Regions from separate parts of the Homo sapiens genome. Here region 2 is linked to region 1. Evidence: chromatin contacts called from ENCODE Hi-C data. All regions are on one chromosome and are shown on one strand. Each heading gives the region's core, a stretch centred on a gene start or an enhancer-like site at or near the end of the contact. The rest is flanking DNA. Distances are from core to core; before and after follow the strand shown.

Region 1 (7,717 bases), core at 2,548-5,047:
TCTCCTTCCCTTTGGACTCATCATCACAGAATGGGAAAATGAACCATTCCTGTGGTGGGTTGTTTCTGGGCATTGCATTAAGACTACACACAGAATCAAACCCCAAACATAGACACGGTAAAATCCTTAACAGATGGTACATGACCCCACTCCAAATGTCCCTTGAATAAAGGAGGAATGCAACTAGGTTGGAGGTGCCAGCACCTTCCACGCATTTTTCACATTTAACGGGGGCTATAACTGCCTCTGAATTAAGAGACAAACACTATCAACTGTCTCACAAATGAAGAGGCAGGAGGCTAATGTGAGATGCATTTGAAAAGAATAGTCTTTACCACTTACGAATGGGATTAAATAAAGAAAAATTCTGCTTGCAATTGGTGGCTTCTTTTTAATTAACTGGGCCAATTTAGCATAGGAATGCATCAAGCTAGTTTTAAATTGTCATGATCTCTTACAGAGAGGAAACTGGAACATGAATTCTTGGCTGGCTTCTTTGGCCATATGAACCATCCCATCCACTTGTTTCCATTATTCCTCTGTTCTCCTCCAGAAAAAAAAAAAAAAAATGGACTTGCCACTTGACTCCTTCTCTGGAAATTTAAAAGTGATTTGACTTTGCTTAAAATTCCAACATTTTCAAACCCTCTACTTTGGATCAATTAGGCTGAATGTGAACCTAAAACTAAAAATAAAAGTGGTATTTCCCCTCTCCAAGCCAATTTATAGAAGGAAAAGAACAACTTGGACCAATCCAACTTGCAGCCAGCAACCCCCAAAATCTCCTGCTTCCAGAAGTGCAAGGTCACAGAACAGGGCTAATGGCCCAGGATCCCGTTAGACTGATGGAACTTGGGCTCAGAGTGTTTGTTTCTTCAAGAGTGACCTAAACACACAGTATTTATCATCCTTTCTGGCTGAGATGGGAAACGCGCCAACCATTTCAGACAGGCCATGGGTCATGGGCTTCGAAAAAGAAGAAATTCCTATTGTTACTTATTTTTATAAATGTTTAAGAAGAAATGAAACAGCTGCTATGTCAGTAACTTACACAGAAAATATGCACATAAACACACTTCCTCTGCCACTAGAGCTGGGATCAAGCTGGAAGCTACTCTCCCGGCTGCAAAGCCCAGGCCCCAGTTTCCTGAGGATCAGGTGCAGAACGGGAGGTGGCTGACTCCTAGGACGGTCCTCAGTGATCCCCGGTTCTTGGTATTCACACCCTGTAGTGTCTTCCCACTGAGTGTGGCTAGACCTCATGACTCACTTCTAACCAACAGAATATGGCAATGACGATGGGATTTCACACTCATGACTAGGTTAGAAAAAATCGTGACTTCTAATCTGCTAGCAGACGCTCTAGCTTGCTGGCTTGGATAAAGCCTGCAGCCATACCGGAGAGGCCCTGTGGTGAGGTATGGAGGGTAGCCTCTCGCCAAAAGCCAGCAAAGATGTGAAGCCCTCATTCCAACAGCTCTTGAGGTGCTGAATTCTGCCCACAACCATGTGCGCTTGGGAGCAGGTCCTTCTGCAGTCAAGCATATTGACGACCCCCAGCCTGATGACAGCTAGGTCACAGCCTCATGAGAGACCTTAAGTAGAGGACCCAGTAAAGCTGCACCCAGGTTCCTGACCCCCAGAAACTGTTTGAAGCTGCTAAGTTTTGGCAAACTTTTTCCGCAGCAGTACTAATTAGTACAGCAGGCAATGCAAGGCCTGGGTCAGCGTCCTAACACACGCTGCTGCCCTGGCATCCTGCCCTTCCCCTCAGCACCAGGACATGAGCCATGACGAAGCCGCCGCCCACTTCTCTGATAAAGCACCAGCTACCAGGGGGTAGGCACTGGGTCGCCACTGTTGTTCACCAGGGCACGTATGCTCAGTGCCCAGCACAGCACCCAGCCTGTGGCAGGGGCTGAATATGTGTTTGAATTGACCAACTATTTCTGTTAGGCTGAGGACCAGGGAGGCAAGAAGCTTTCACATTCAGTTCCTAGGATACATAGAGTATTTGTTATTAAAAGAAGAAAACACGGTGACTACTTGGGGGGACCATGCTGTGAACTGTGAGCCTCCTTCTAGCTGGCAGACTCAGGCTGGGGTAAGAGAGAAGAGTTTGGCAGGTCTTGCTCCTTGCTGAGCCGCTTGCACCTGCACGGTGCTGCTGTCTTCTGTTCCAGCACTCACCTTTGTGGTGTTGGTATCCTCAGAGGTGGGACCAGAACTCCAGGAAGAAAGAAACATACTCAGGGACCCTGGCTCCACCCCTAACAGGGACCCTGGCTTCATCCCCTAACAGGGACCCTGGCTTCATCCCCTAACAGGGACCCTGGCTCCACCCCCTAACAGGGACCCTGGCTTCACCCCTGATAGGTACCCTGGCTCCACCCCTAACAGGGACCCCGGCTCTACCCCCTAACAGGGACCCCGGCTCCACCCCCTAACAGGGACCCCGGCTCCACCCCCTAACAGGGACCCCGGCTCCACCCCCTAACAGGGACGCCGGCTCCACCCCCTAACAGGGACGCCGGCTCCGCCCCTAACGGGGACCCCGGCTCCGCCCCCTAACGGGGACCCTGGTTCTACCCCTAACAGGGACCCTGGCTCTACTCCCTAACAGGGACCCTGGCTCTACCCCTGATAGGTACCCTGGCTTCATCCCCTAACAGGGACCCTGGCTCCACCCCTAACAGGGACCCTGGCTCTACCCCCTAATAGGGACCCTGGCTCTACCCCCTAATAGGGACCCTGGCTCTACCCCCTAACAGGGACCCTGGCTCTACCCCTGATAGGTACCCCGGCTCCACCCCCTAACAGGGACGCCGGCTCCACCCCTAACAGGGACCCCGGCTCCGCCCCCTAACAGGGACCCCGGCTCCGCCCCCTAACGGGGACCCCGGCTCCGCCCCCTAACGGGGACCCTGGTTCCACCCCTAACGGGGACCCTGGCTCTACCCCCTAACAGGGACCCTGGCTTCATCCCCTAACAGGGACCCTGGCTCCACCCCTAACAGGGACCCTGGCTCTACCCCTGATAGGTACCCCGGCTCCACCCACTAACAGGGACCCTGGCTCCACCCCTAACAGGGACCCTGGCTCCACTCCCTAACAGGGACCCTGGCTCCGCCCCCTAACAGAGACCCTGGCTCCACCCCTAATAGGGACCCTGGCTCTACCCCCTAACAGGGACCCTGGTTCCACCCCCTAACAGGGACCCCGGCTCTACCCCTGATAGGTACCCTGGCTTCATCCCCTAACAGGGACCCTGGCTCCGCCCCCTAACAGGGACCCTGGTTCCACCCCTAACAGGGACCCTGGCTTCATCCCCTAACAGGGCCCATGGTTTCATCCCCTAACACGGACCCTGGCTCCAACCCCTAACAGGGACCTTGGCTCCACCCTAAACAGGAGAACATGTGGTGTTTTCCTTTGCACCTGTCCTCCTCTCTGCCTGGAAGGCTTCATCTTAACCCACCTTCCTGCCTTGTTTACACAGCAAACTCTTATTCATCCTTCAAAACCCAGTCTGGCATCAGTCTTCTCCAGGTCAGTTCCTTCTGGATCTCCCCACTCTGGAGCCCCACTCTCCTCACCTCCTACTCTGCAGAACTGCAACCAACCACAGCCATGCCCACGTCCCCACTGGGAGCTCCAGTCTCCCAGGGCCCAGAGCAGGGCTGACACACACCAAACCCAGTCCCGACAGATGGGCCCCCACCTCTCTGTGCCCAGACAGTACACAAGGCTGCTGTGTGCACTCTCGGCCCCTGAGGTTAAGGCGTGGTCTGACCTTTCTCAGAATGAGGAACTAAGCAGCAGCGACAGGAAAACATTTGATGAGCACACCGAGCACTTGCGCCCTTCAGCTGGGGGCCGTGTCGGGGAGGGAGGCAGAGCAGCTATGCAAACACCTCCGGGGGCGGCGAGGGGTCAGCTCGAGGTGACAGTTATGTCACCATGAGAGCTCGGCTAGTGTGCGTCAGCCCTGCTGGATGGAGGGAGACCACTCAGCAGGGCCGATTTCTGCCTCCAAAACACGGGAACCAGCAGGTGGGACATGGCAAGGGACGGCAAGTCAGTGCCTGCCTCAGAACAGAGTGGAAGAAGTCCTGGGCTGGGAGATGCAGAGAGCAGGGAGCGAAACCACACCTGGCACCTGCTAGAAGGCATGGCACCGGGACAGCCACCAAGAGCTCAGGCTCAGAGCGCTGGGGCTGAGGGAGGGCAGATCCAGCCTCTCCCTGACCAGGTCATACTCAGAGCAGCGGGAGCCATGCAGACTCCACAAGAGGGACATCAGCTCAGAAGTGTGACCAGAGCAGACTTTAAAGCATGTTTCTGGGGGGCAACAATGCAAAGTGAAAGAAGCAGGACATAAGACTGTCCTGTCACACCCATGTGCACACACACACACACACACACTTATTTGCATAGAAAAGTCTGGAAGAAAATACACCAAAACATAAATAGTAGTTATCTAGGTGAGAAATTAATAGTTTGAAAACAGTTTTCCAATATATGTTCCAAAATTTCCACAACAAACACGCCTTATTGTTATAATTGGCAAATACGTGGGGCCAGGAAGGTATGCCACCTGAAGAAGGGGTCCCAGGGGTCAGTTTCCCGGGGCTGCCAGGACAAATCACCACGAACTCGTGGTGCGTAATGACAGGACTTTCTTCCCTCAGTGTCCTGGAAGCTGGAGTCTGAAACCCAGGTGTGGGGCAGAGGTGGTTCCTCTGGGATGCCAGGGGAGAATCTGTTCCACTCCTCTCCTGGCTTCTGGTGGCTGCCGGCACTCCTTGGCACCCCTTGGCTGGTGGCAGCATCACTCCAGCCTCGTCAAGAGGCATGCTCCCTGTGTCTTAGGGTGGGTGAGGGTCTACCCTGATCCAGTATGACCTCATTTTAACCGGAGTGCATCTGCAAAGAAAGATCCTATTTCCAAATAAGGTCACAGTCATACACACTGGGGGAGACAACTTCAGCTTATCTTTTTGGGGGGCACAATTCAATCCATAAGAAGATGTAGTTGGCCCAAAGGAAAATAAGACACAAAGGGCTGTGGTCCCTGTCTTTAAATATCGCCAGCCTCTCCTGTTTTGGAAGGATTAGACTTGGTCTGTCTGACTCTATGGAGAAGAAAGAGGACCAATGAGTGGATGTTTCCCCAAAACAGACCTGGTCTCAAAATAGGAACACAGCTGTCCTAAGCTACACTGGCCATCTTGCGCGGAGAATTCCCTGACTCAGAGGGCCTCGGATTAGACAGGTGCCCCCTTAGCTCTGATGTGGAAGTATTGGAGGGAGCACTGGACCAAATAATTTTCAGGTCCTGGCAGCCCTGAGATTCTGCATTCACACAGGCATAAATGATGCAAGCAGTGCCCAGTGCCAGCCAGGCCGCCCCATAGTGGCTGTTCAATATCCCACTACCCTGGCCTCACCCACACTGGGAAACCCTTGATCTTAAAGCAAAGCTGCTCTGCTCAGCATTGTTCTTCCTTTTGGTCTCTCAAGGAAAGCTGGAAACTGTACATTCAACGCAGACAAGGATAAAGGCATCAACCACGTGGAGAGACACAGAATTCTAGGAGTTAAACCACGTGGAGAAGCTTACACCCCTGATTCTAAGGGTGTTTCCCTCGCCTTGACAGTACCAAGGAACCGTCCTGTGCCCCTGGTCAGGCCTGCTGGGGCTGAAGTCACACAGACCAGGATCAGAATGGTTAAGAAAACCATCTGCAACATGTGTCAACTCAGTGGGGACAGCCTCAAGAATAACACTTACGTAAGAAACAGCAGTAACGTTGCAAGTTCCGTTTATTTTTGTTTGTTTTTATTTTATTTTATTTTTTTTTTTGAGATGGAGTCTCACTCTGACACCCAGGCTGGAGTGCAGTTGCACCATCTTGGCCCACTGCAGCCTCCGCCTCCTGGATTCAAGCGATTCTCCTGCCTCAGCCTCCCGAGTAGCTGGGACTATAGGAGTGTGCCACCACATCTGGTAATTTTTGTATTTTTAGTAGAGATGGGGTTTCACCATGTTGGCCAGGCTGGTCTTGAACTCCTGACCTCAGGCGATCCACCCACCCCGGCCTCCCAAAGTGCTGGGATTACAGGCATGAGCCACTGTACCCGACCTGTTTAATTTTTTCTAAAGGAGACAAAATCTTATTTGTCATGAGAGGGGAACACTGTTCTTCAAAAGTTCCTCTTCTCACCCCAAATACAACACACAGAAACTGCTCACCTCTCCACAGGGTCCCTGAGCATGACAATCAGTCTGGCATTTGGCTGAAAGGCGTGGATGAAGTCCTGCGTCAGAAACGGTGGCTCGCCATCCGTGCTGTTGTCGTAGAAGAACGTCCAGGCATTATTATCCCACATCGTGGAGGCACTGGCCTCCCCTGGAAACAGAAAACACTCCAAGTGAGCAGGGGTGTGATTCAGGCTCCCACGGAGTGGCTCTAGGTGCCAGAGGCCACACCTGGCCCCGATGCCTTCCTCTTAAGCAGCGGGAGAGGCCAAGCTGTCAGCCTTTGCGGGCATCTGGGACTCCAAAGAGAGAAGGTTGGATGCCCCCCCCTGCCACAGCCACACCCCACCTCCACCCCAAAAACTTCTGTCTGGAAGTCCAGGCGATCCATGCAACACTGAGTGCCCCCACCCCTGAGCTCCTCTTTCCAAGGGGAGCAAAAATGAAACCTTCCCTAGCACCTGGGCCCCCAGTTTCACAGTATTTAACTTTGCTCACAGTGCACAGCTCTGTGGCATTTTAAGGGCCCACTGAGAATGCAGTCTGTCAGAAAAACACGCCAAAACATAAACAGCAGTTATCTAGGTGGGAAATTATAGGTGGTTTTGAAAATGGTTTTCCTGTATAGTATTCCAATATATGTTCTATACAGTAGATGGTTCTAGTAATAATAGATGGAGTTCTCTCTGAACTGGGGGCCCAAGATGATGAAAGGCCTTGACATTTCTGCCCAGGATCTAACAAAGAGAAAGAGCTGGGGCAGAGCTGAGCCACATTTCAGAGCCGGGAGGAGCCGAGAACTGGTCTAGCAGACCAGGAGCCTGGAGCTGGTACTAGATGATTTCCTTCCAAAGCGTCAGGAGAAAGGAGGAGGGTGGGAACACTAACCCTTATGAGGAATTTGAGTGTGATTTCCTTCCTTGAAGCTGTAACTGTTCATCACAGAGCATACTCTAAGACTAAAAGAGAGAGGGGCTTTGCCACAGGGCTCACACGCCCTGTCTCCTGCGAGGCGACTGCTCTGCACGCAGCTGGCGCCTACTCAGTGCAGCCTGGGTGAACGGGAACTGGGTCCCAGCCAGTTTCACATTTCATCATGGTCCTCACGAGTGAAGGATGTAAATGGCAAACACACGTCCCAGCACAGAGGTGATGCCAAGACACAGGCAGGCATTCCAACAGCACAGACTCTCTCAGAGGATGAAGCCAAATTTCCTGAGGGTTTGAGGAGAGACAGTGTGTGTGCGTGTATGTGTGTGTGTATATGTGTGTGTTTAGGAAAAAGGAAATTCATCAATCAGCTCTACACTTGATTTCCTGACAGTTTGCCAAGGACCACAGGACACATCTGAAAGTTACTTATCTGGGGAGAGACTGAGCCAGATGACTGAGTCTCTTTGGTCAGTGACAAGTGTATCATATCCCTGCAGGCCCCTATCATTTCTGTCGGATGCG
Region 2 (7,717 bases), core at 3,318-5,817, 1.0 Mb after region 1:
CATAGCATACTATTTGCCACCTTGTCTCAGAGACAAATGTCATGAAATAAGTCACTCGTCATTATTTGAGTTCAAGTACTTTTTCTTAAAACATGGCTTTTAAACAGAAATGCATTTTTCCTTAACTACTGGTCATGATATTCCATTCCCCCCACGTGTGTGTGTGTGTGTGTGTGTGTGTGTGTGTGTGTGTACATGTGTGTGTCTGTTGCGGCTTACCTGCAACACTGGTTCTGAGCAAGTGAAAAACTTGCAAATGTGTTGTGGAAGAGAATGGCAATGCTCATCCCCAGCAGGGAACGTTCCCGAGTTTCCATCTCTGCCTGTGATTATGTGCAGGGCAGTCATGCGGAAGAGGGATTGGGTGTATTCTGCGTGGGCAGAACCATGACCAGGAGAGAGGGGAAGCCAAGAGGAGAGATTGCAGATGGATAAAGAAGTTTCTCACAGTCGAGGAATAAGAAGCACACGGGCAGGCTTCCCCAGAGAGGCCGGTGCCCCAACCTAGAGGACACGAAGCCGAGGCCAGGACTGTGGACCGCAGCTGGAGACCCCTCTTGACCCGCGGGGGCTGGTGTGCTAAGGTGCAAAGGGAGGAAAGAGCAACATGCAGGGTGACACCTGCAGACAGTTCTCCCTGTTCTGGAATCTTCCGGTCGGCCCCAGGGGTGCACGCTAGGGCAGCCCATAGCCAGCCCCTGCTAGATCCCGGCTCCCGGCAACCCTCAATGCTGAACTCTCCCAGGATTCCTGCGGTGGCAAACAGCCCTGGTATGTACCATTTTATTTTCACTCAAAACATCCTTCCTGGGACCATCCCAGCAAGCTGAGCATACTATTTTCAACTAAGGCCCTGGCATTGTCTAGGAATGTTTTCAGGGCTAAGCAAATTGCTAAAGCAAACATCTTATTTTCGTCTGCAAGGACAGCCAAGCGCTGTAAAAATACTTCCCGATAGGACTTCCAGTGGAACGGCCCCCTCTGGTGGCGCTGTTGGCACCAGACACTCTGGTTCAGGGGAAAGCTCTCGCTGGGCATCCGGGGCGACACCCACACTTCCCTTGACGGTGGCTCCACTGGCAGCCGCCCTGCTCCACACCCCTAGCTGCCCCAGGGGAAGGCCAGAGAAGGCCTGTGGACAGGAAGGGGTACAGGCCCTGCAGCGCCAGGAACAGGACCTCCCTCACCTCTCCTCCTCCTTGCTCCAAGGAACAGCCAGTTTGACACCAAATCCCACACATCCCAGTTCCAGGAGTGGCCTGGGACTCAGACACCAGGTGATCTGGGTATGGGAGGATATAACAGCGTCTACGGCAGCAAAGCCTGAGGCCCCCACACCAAGCCAGAGGCAACTGAGAGCTGGTACCACAGGCCAGACGGAGCCCCCGTGCAGCATCCTGGACCTGTGAGCTGGCCTGCATTCCTGGGTTCTCAGATGCACCTCGGTGAGGTGCCACCTCCTCACGGTCACTGCAACTGTCACACCCTTACTGAGAGGAGCAGCTGTAGCAATAAGCAGGCTCCCCGGCTCACGGCATCCTGGACACTGTTCCCGTCACTTTGCATGAATTCACTCATTCCTCCCAACAGTCTTAGGAACCAGGTATGCTTTCCTCATCTAAAATGACTAAACAGAGGCCCAGGGTAGAAAACAACGGGCCAAAGACACAGCTGGGGTGGAGGTGGGACCGAAGCCGGGTAGCCCAGGGATCGTCCACGCCCTGAGTTTGTGATGGACCTAAACTCCTGTGTGTTTCACTTCCTGTTTCAATTGCTAAACCGAGAGGGCCCTTAGCGACTGCTCCCACCAGGGCTGGAGAAGCAGAACCCAGCGGACTCAAAACGGTGCCTACAGGGGAAAACGGGGTGAGCAGGGGACGACTGAGTCCAGCCTCGGTTCTGGACTACTAGAAAGAGGTGCCCCTGAATGGGGGGACACAGGGGTGCTCTCAAAACTCAGCAAATGTTAGTCCTTTTATTTTAGGAAAATACACTGAACTATTTGTTGATGTAATAGAAGCTAGGGTTTACTGTATAATGGCCTAGTAGGGTGTGTCTGTAAGAGAACGCACGTGAAATGAGGGTGATGAGGACATCTGCTTTTTTAAGTCTGTCCTGTTTAAAGCTCTAACACTGTAACGTGGGGACAACTCTGAAGGCTGCGGGGAGGTTCTGGGACAGCAGACACCCGCTGGCAGCACGCAGCAGAACTCAGCGCGAGGGGTTAGAGTTAGGGTTAGGGTCGCTGCCATCAGTAATAAAAAATACGGAGGGACCGGGTGCGGTAGCTCACACCTATAATCCCAGCACTTTGGGAAGCCAAGGCAGCTGGATCACCTGAGGTCAGTTTAAGACCAGCCTGGTCAACATGATGAAACCTCCTCTCTACTAAAAATACAAAAAATTAGCCGGGTGCGGTGGCACACGCCTGTAATCCCAGCTACTCAGGAGGGTTGAGGCAGGATAATCTCTTGAACCTGGGAGATGGAGGTTGCACTGAGCTGAGATTGCGCCACTGGGCGCCTGGGCAACAAAGCGAGACTCTATCTCAAAAAAATAAAATAAAATAAAAAATAAACCACTGAGGGCACCCAAGGAACAACATCTGCTGTGCACCCGTTTTCCTAATGGCCCCAAGAGAGGCTGGCTGAACAGACAACTATGCTCAGATGATCTTTCTGGCGTTCCAGTGAGCAGGCTGGGCCTCCACAGGAAGAGAGCTCAGCCAAAGAAAGGACAGCTCCCCAGCAGCGAGGCAGGGCCCTGGGCAGCTGTGCACAGCCTCGGCCAGCCTCGAGCTGGACCTCAGCCGCAACTGTGTGCTGTGCTAAATGGCCATCATTGGTGGAACCAAAAACGAACAATGGGAAAATTATCACATTATCCTTCTACGAAGCAATCTGGAAAGCTAATTACGTGTTACTCTGCGCACATCTTCATCTCTGATGTGGAAACAGCATGGGCGAATCGGTCTGGTGGGGAAAAACATCATACTTAAGAAATACGGAGAATTTATTTCTCCGCAAGCCACATACGTGTTTTACCCCACACGTCATGAGGCCTGTGGCACCCCGATGGGGACTGAGCATTCACTCTTCTGCCCACGTGAGGAACCAACAAAAGCTGGCAAGGACACCCCAGGATAACACCCAAACACGTCGACTCGTGCGAAAGGCCTCATGCACGATCCTTTCTTGCTGTGGCAAAACCGTTAAGTTTCTCTCAACACACACAAAACCGAAGTAAAATGCTCATCCTCTGGCTCCCCTACAGTAGTAAAAATTAATTGCCACATAAAATTGCTGATTCCTACCAAATGAAGCTGTACGATTTATCAGCTCATGGATGGCGCAAACTCAATGGTGGTTTAACTACATCACCTGAGTTATTGCTGTGTTTTCTCTCAGTGACAGCTTTACGGGGAATGTAAGTTTTGCGAATTCATTCATGTAGGACAAACTTCCAAAGTAAACAAAAGCATTAAGCAGACACAGCTCTCCCGTGGCTATGTCACAGCGATTCTCAAAGCCACAGGGTGTCTGGGCAAGAAGGGTGGACACCCCGTGTAGGGACCCCTGCAGCAACTCCATCAGGCACGGTTTTCCCCCACCCCCAGGCTGCAGTGCCACCTTCCAGGGGTGCTCTCTGCTGAAGCCCTCAACCCCCCGCACCCCAACTTTAGAGGCCATCGTAATTTAATTATCCAACTCCAATTCCACATAGGAATCCAGTTATTTAAAATGCATTAAAAAAATAAATCACTGCCAGTAGGTTTTGTATTTTTGGCCAGGACAAAGAATTTATAAACAGCTTATATATATGGTGTGGAAGACAGTTAGATGGTGAATACCTCAGGGAACACCATAGTCTCCTCGGTTTTCACCAGAGTTTGCCTGGGAGCCGGGACATCCCTATCATTTTATGGGCTATTTCTGTTTTCTTCATCATTTGTCCCCTGTCCATTAGACAACAATGGATTGATCTTTTTCTAATCTGAATTAGGCCAGGCACAAACAGGTAAGTTACCTTCCGGTTTCCATAATTACGGGAACAGGCAAGTACTTCTTCCAAACTCAGGCCTTCAGAGAAAAATAACTGTGGTGGGAGGGGTGCAATCCCTGGGGAAACAGCGTTCTTGGTGAGGACAATGCTGAGGTCACCCATCGGTCTCCGAAGAATAGCAGTTCTACTTCTCAAGGGAAGAGAGCCCCAACTCTAAGAATTTCAGGTACATGAAAAAAAAGTGCCACAATCCATTGTCCAAGTTTGCCTTATGTTCTATTTATAGTCAGAGTGCGTGCTCTGAATCTGTTTTAGAATCATGTTCTTCAGGACAACTTGAAATAAAAATCAGAGAAGTTTAGTTTCAAAAAAGGCAGAGAGGTGACTATCCACCCAGGAGACTTCACCCATTCCCGCCACGCCAGTGTCCCCAGTCAGCCTTGACCCTGCTTCCCTGACTGTGTAGTGAGATGTGGGGATTCAGCCCAAGGCTTGTGGTTAAAGACAGAGGAAGAAAAGACAAAGAATGAAACCTTTCTGGTTTGGTGACTTAGCTCAGAGCTGGTCTGGCTCTTCTCTACTTTCTTGCCAAGTTTTGCATATTTGGGATTTCAGTTTCACAAGCTTCCCCACCTCACTGGTTTTACTGCTTAACGAGCAGAGAATATGCTCTAATGATTATCTGAAACACACCCACAGGTAACCACAACTGTTTCACACAGAACAGGAAATGCCCAGCAAAGAAACTCTCACTTGATGATGAAATGTTTGCCACTAGAAAATACATCGTACTGTCCCCATTCCATGGGCTCCCCAAACCACTCTGCACAAAAACTGTGGTTGCGGAGGGGCTGCTTGACAGACTGTTCTTTGACTGGGCTCTTCAGGTTCCAGTCTTTCCAGGGAGGTCCAGCCATCATCAGATCCAAATGGAAGTCTTGCAACTGGGGCACTCTGCTTGAACTCAAATGCCCCCAACAAGAGCCTTGTTCTCTTTGTGATGATTTCCTGTGCTGCACACATGAATCTGTGCTTTTCTCAATGTGCACTTTTTAAAAAATTGAAAACAACCCAAGGATGAGTCAACATTTTAATGCAGCTCATACCTGACTGTCAACTTCAGCAAAATAAAGGGAAGGAAGAGCAAAGCCCGCAGGGGCTTTGGGGAAGGCGAGGTGGCGAAGGGAAGAGGCAGGATCCGGCTAACAAATGCCAGTATCAGGGAAATACCAAGTCCACATCCTGCGCAGTCAGCTCCCCAGGATTTGTTTTTGTGGGTCTCTGAGCTGAGAGCTAAGGGGGCCGGAGGGAGAAAGTGGGAGGTAAAGTTAGAGGAGGGACTCACTGTAGGAGCACACTGCCAGCTCTTGTGGCCAGCCCCAGTGGAAAAGAAATCCCACTAAATTTACATCCATTCGTGCTCCATATGAAGAAGCTGAGGGTCACTGTCCTCTTCTAGCTATTTCATTCAGCTGGCTTTCCAGTCTATCAGAAAAATGCCATCATCGGCTGGGTGTGGTGACTCTCACCTATAATCCCAACACTTTGGGAGGCTGAGGTGGGCGGATAGCTTGAGCCTAGGATAGCTTGAGACCAGCCTGGGCAACATGGCGAAACCCTGTCCTAAGAAAAATACAAAAATTAGCCTGGCTTGGTGGCATGCGCCTGTAATCCCAGCTACCCAGGTGGCTGAGGTGGGAGGATCGCTTGAGCCCAGAAGGCAGAGGTTACAGTGAGCCCTGATTGTGCCATGGCACTCTAGCCAAAAAAAAAAAGCCGTCATCTTCTTGATGGTGAACTCCCTCTAATGCTCAGGCTGATGTCCTAACACCCAGGACAACGTCTGAGTGACCAGTGGCTCTTGGCTGAGGGATGTGAGCTATGAGCCCCTACATCACAGCTTCTGTTAACATGGCGATGGCTAGGCACAGGCAGCCACCCCTCTACCAAGCCACATCCCAAATCCTAACCCCAGCAGAGCCAGAGACTCAATGCTTTGTGTCACATGGAGCTACCAACATCAGGACCAGCGAGAAATCGGGAAAACATCAAGTCAGAACGTCCCGTGCCTTCTAAGCAGTCAGGTGCATGCACCATGCTAGGTGAGTGCAGGGCAGGAACGGAAGGCAAGCAGGGTGCGCAGATGTAACGGGGGAAGCAGGCACGGCCAAGCACCCTAGAAAGTGCTGTCATGTTTCGTACAGGAGCCTGCTGGGGGTAGCTCACGGGGACTGGAAGCATGGCCCTGAAGTGTGGGCAGCATCTTTTCTGTTTGCACGACTCAAAGTCTGCCTGGTGGAGGAGGGTGACACCTGCACAGAAGCCAGGGAGCACAGTGCACCAACCTTCAGTGTAATCTCCAGTCCTGCCACTGACTCGTGAGCTGTGTGACTCTGGGTACATCACCTGAGCCCTTCACACCTGGGGGTTTCTTATCCATAAATGGAACGACCTCACCAGAATTTTAAAATGTAACAAAAAAGGAACTAGCCCATGTGTCGATCAGTAAATGCCTCAGGGTGAACTCGAGAATCCAGAAGTCTCCAGGGAAGCCCAGTGTGTGCGACGTGCCTCTTCCTATCTCCCCTGGGCAGTCTTCCCAGCTCCATGGAAAAGTCTTTGGTCAGCTGAACGCAGGCAAGGCTGCTGAATTCCTGAAGTCCCCGCCTGACCACCAGGCCCAGGTATAAGGGAAGGGCGACTCCTACTGATGGACAACCAGACACCCCCCACGTCCACCTGCTATGTGGGGCGATTCATTATTGGCCGGCAAAGGCTTACACTTTTTTCTTTCAAGAATTTTTTTATTTAGAGATTACACAAAAAAAGTCTTCTGTGAAACCCATAACCCAGCCCAGGAATGAGAAAAACATCACACAAACTGCAGTAGAGGGACAATCCACAAAATATACTATCATAATCAAAACTGTCAAGGTCATCAAAAATAAGGAAAGACTGTGAAACTGCCACCGCCATGTGGGGCCTAAGGAGAAAGACAGTGACATACAAGGTGAAAAACTGGACAGGATTCTGGGATGGAAAAAGGATATCAGATCATCAGAATACAATGTAGACTTCAGTTAATATTAATGTATTGATAATTGGTTCATTAATTTTAATAAATGTCTCATACTAATGTAATGTCAAATGATAATAAGGAAACTAGGTGAGGAGATACGGAACTCTCCATGTAACCTTCTAGACGTTTCTGTAAATCAAACTGTTCTTAAAAATATCCATTTAGAAGGGAAAAAACTGCTTTTATATATGCCATTTATCAAACTTCTTATCTTACCATCTCAAAACCCAGGCAAAGGATATAATGTAAACCAAAATATGAGAGAAATCAAAGGAAAATATTAATGGCACGCATAACCCTCATTCTCTTTCTCTCAAAGCAGTAAGTTATAGCAAGTGTCAGCTGTCAGTCTGTGCACGTAGCCTTTAGTTCAAGGAAGGCCCTGACCTGTACACTGACCCAAGCATCAAGTCCCATGGGCAGGGCCCATGGTGGGACTCCCTGACCCGCGTCATTCTGTGCCCTCACCTCTGAAGCCGCCAAGTGCAGTGTCTGCCCAAGAAGCCACCGGGCTGCAGACCCAGGGCGGGTCCGATGTATACCCTAGGAGGCACCCCCAATTTCACCTCTCCTTGGTGGGCCTCTCACCTGTCCACTTGCCACAGGATCTACCTGCCCTCTGGTGCCAAGCAACAA

Evidence for each region. A loop is a pair of places that touch in the nucleus more often than their neighbours do. Pooled maps may share reads with other maps.
Region 2: a pooled map shows a loop between it and region 1 (23-fold over the local background). The contact joins two enhancer-like sites. A Hi-C loop is called at or near these places in 5 of 37 single-sample maps with no recorded cell type and 5 of 50 pooled maps.

Annotation. Positions count from the first base shown.
Region 1 is chr10:124,032,259-124,039,975 of GRCh38, forward strand. It overlaps CHST15 (carbohydrate sulfotransferase 15), which reads right to left. Exons shown (of 8, transcript NM_001270764.2): 5 at 6,257-6,413. Among named protein-coding and RNA genes, the nearest start is that of CHST15, 57 kb to the right of the region's middle. RefSeq lists enhancers at 1,263-1,785, 1,786-2,307 and a silencer at 3,913-3,962. Within about 2 kb of position 3,798, at least 9 of the 41 ENCODE cell types and tissues checked have a DNase peak (open chromatin) inside an H3K27ac peak, as active enhancers do.
Region 2 is chr10:125,060,309-125,068,025 of GRCh38, forward strand. The region is part of intron 2 of CTBP2 (C-terminal binding protein 2); the gene reads right to left. Among named protein-coding and RNA genes, the nearest start is that of MIR4296, 31 kb to the left of the region's middle. RefSeq lists a silencer at 1,300-1,501 and enhancers at 1,380-1,429, 1,840-1,919, 2,675-3,272. Within about 2 kb of position 4,568, at least 15 of the 41 ENCODE cell types and tissues checked have a DNase peak (open chromatin) inside an H3K27ac peak, as active enhancers do.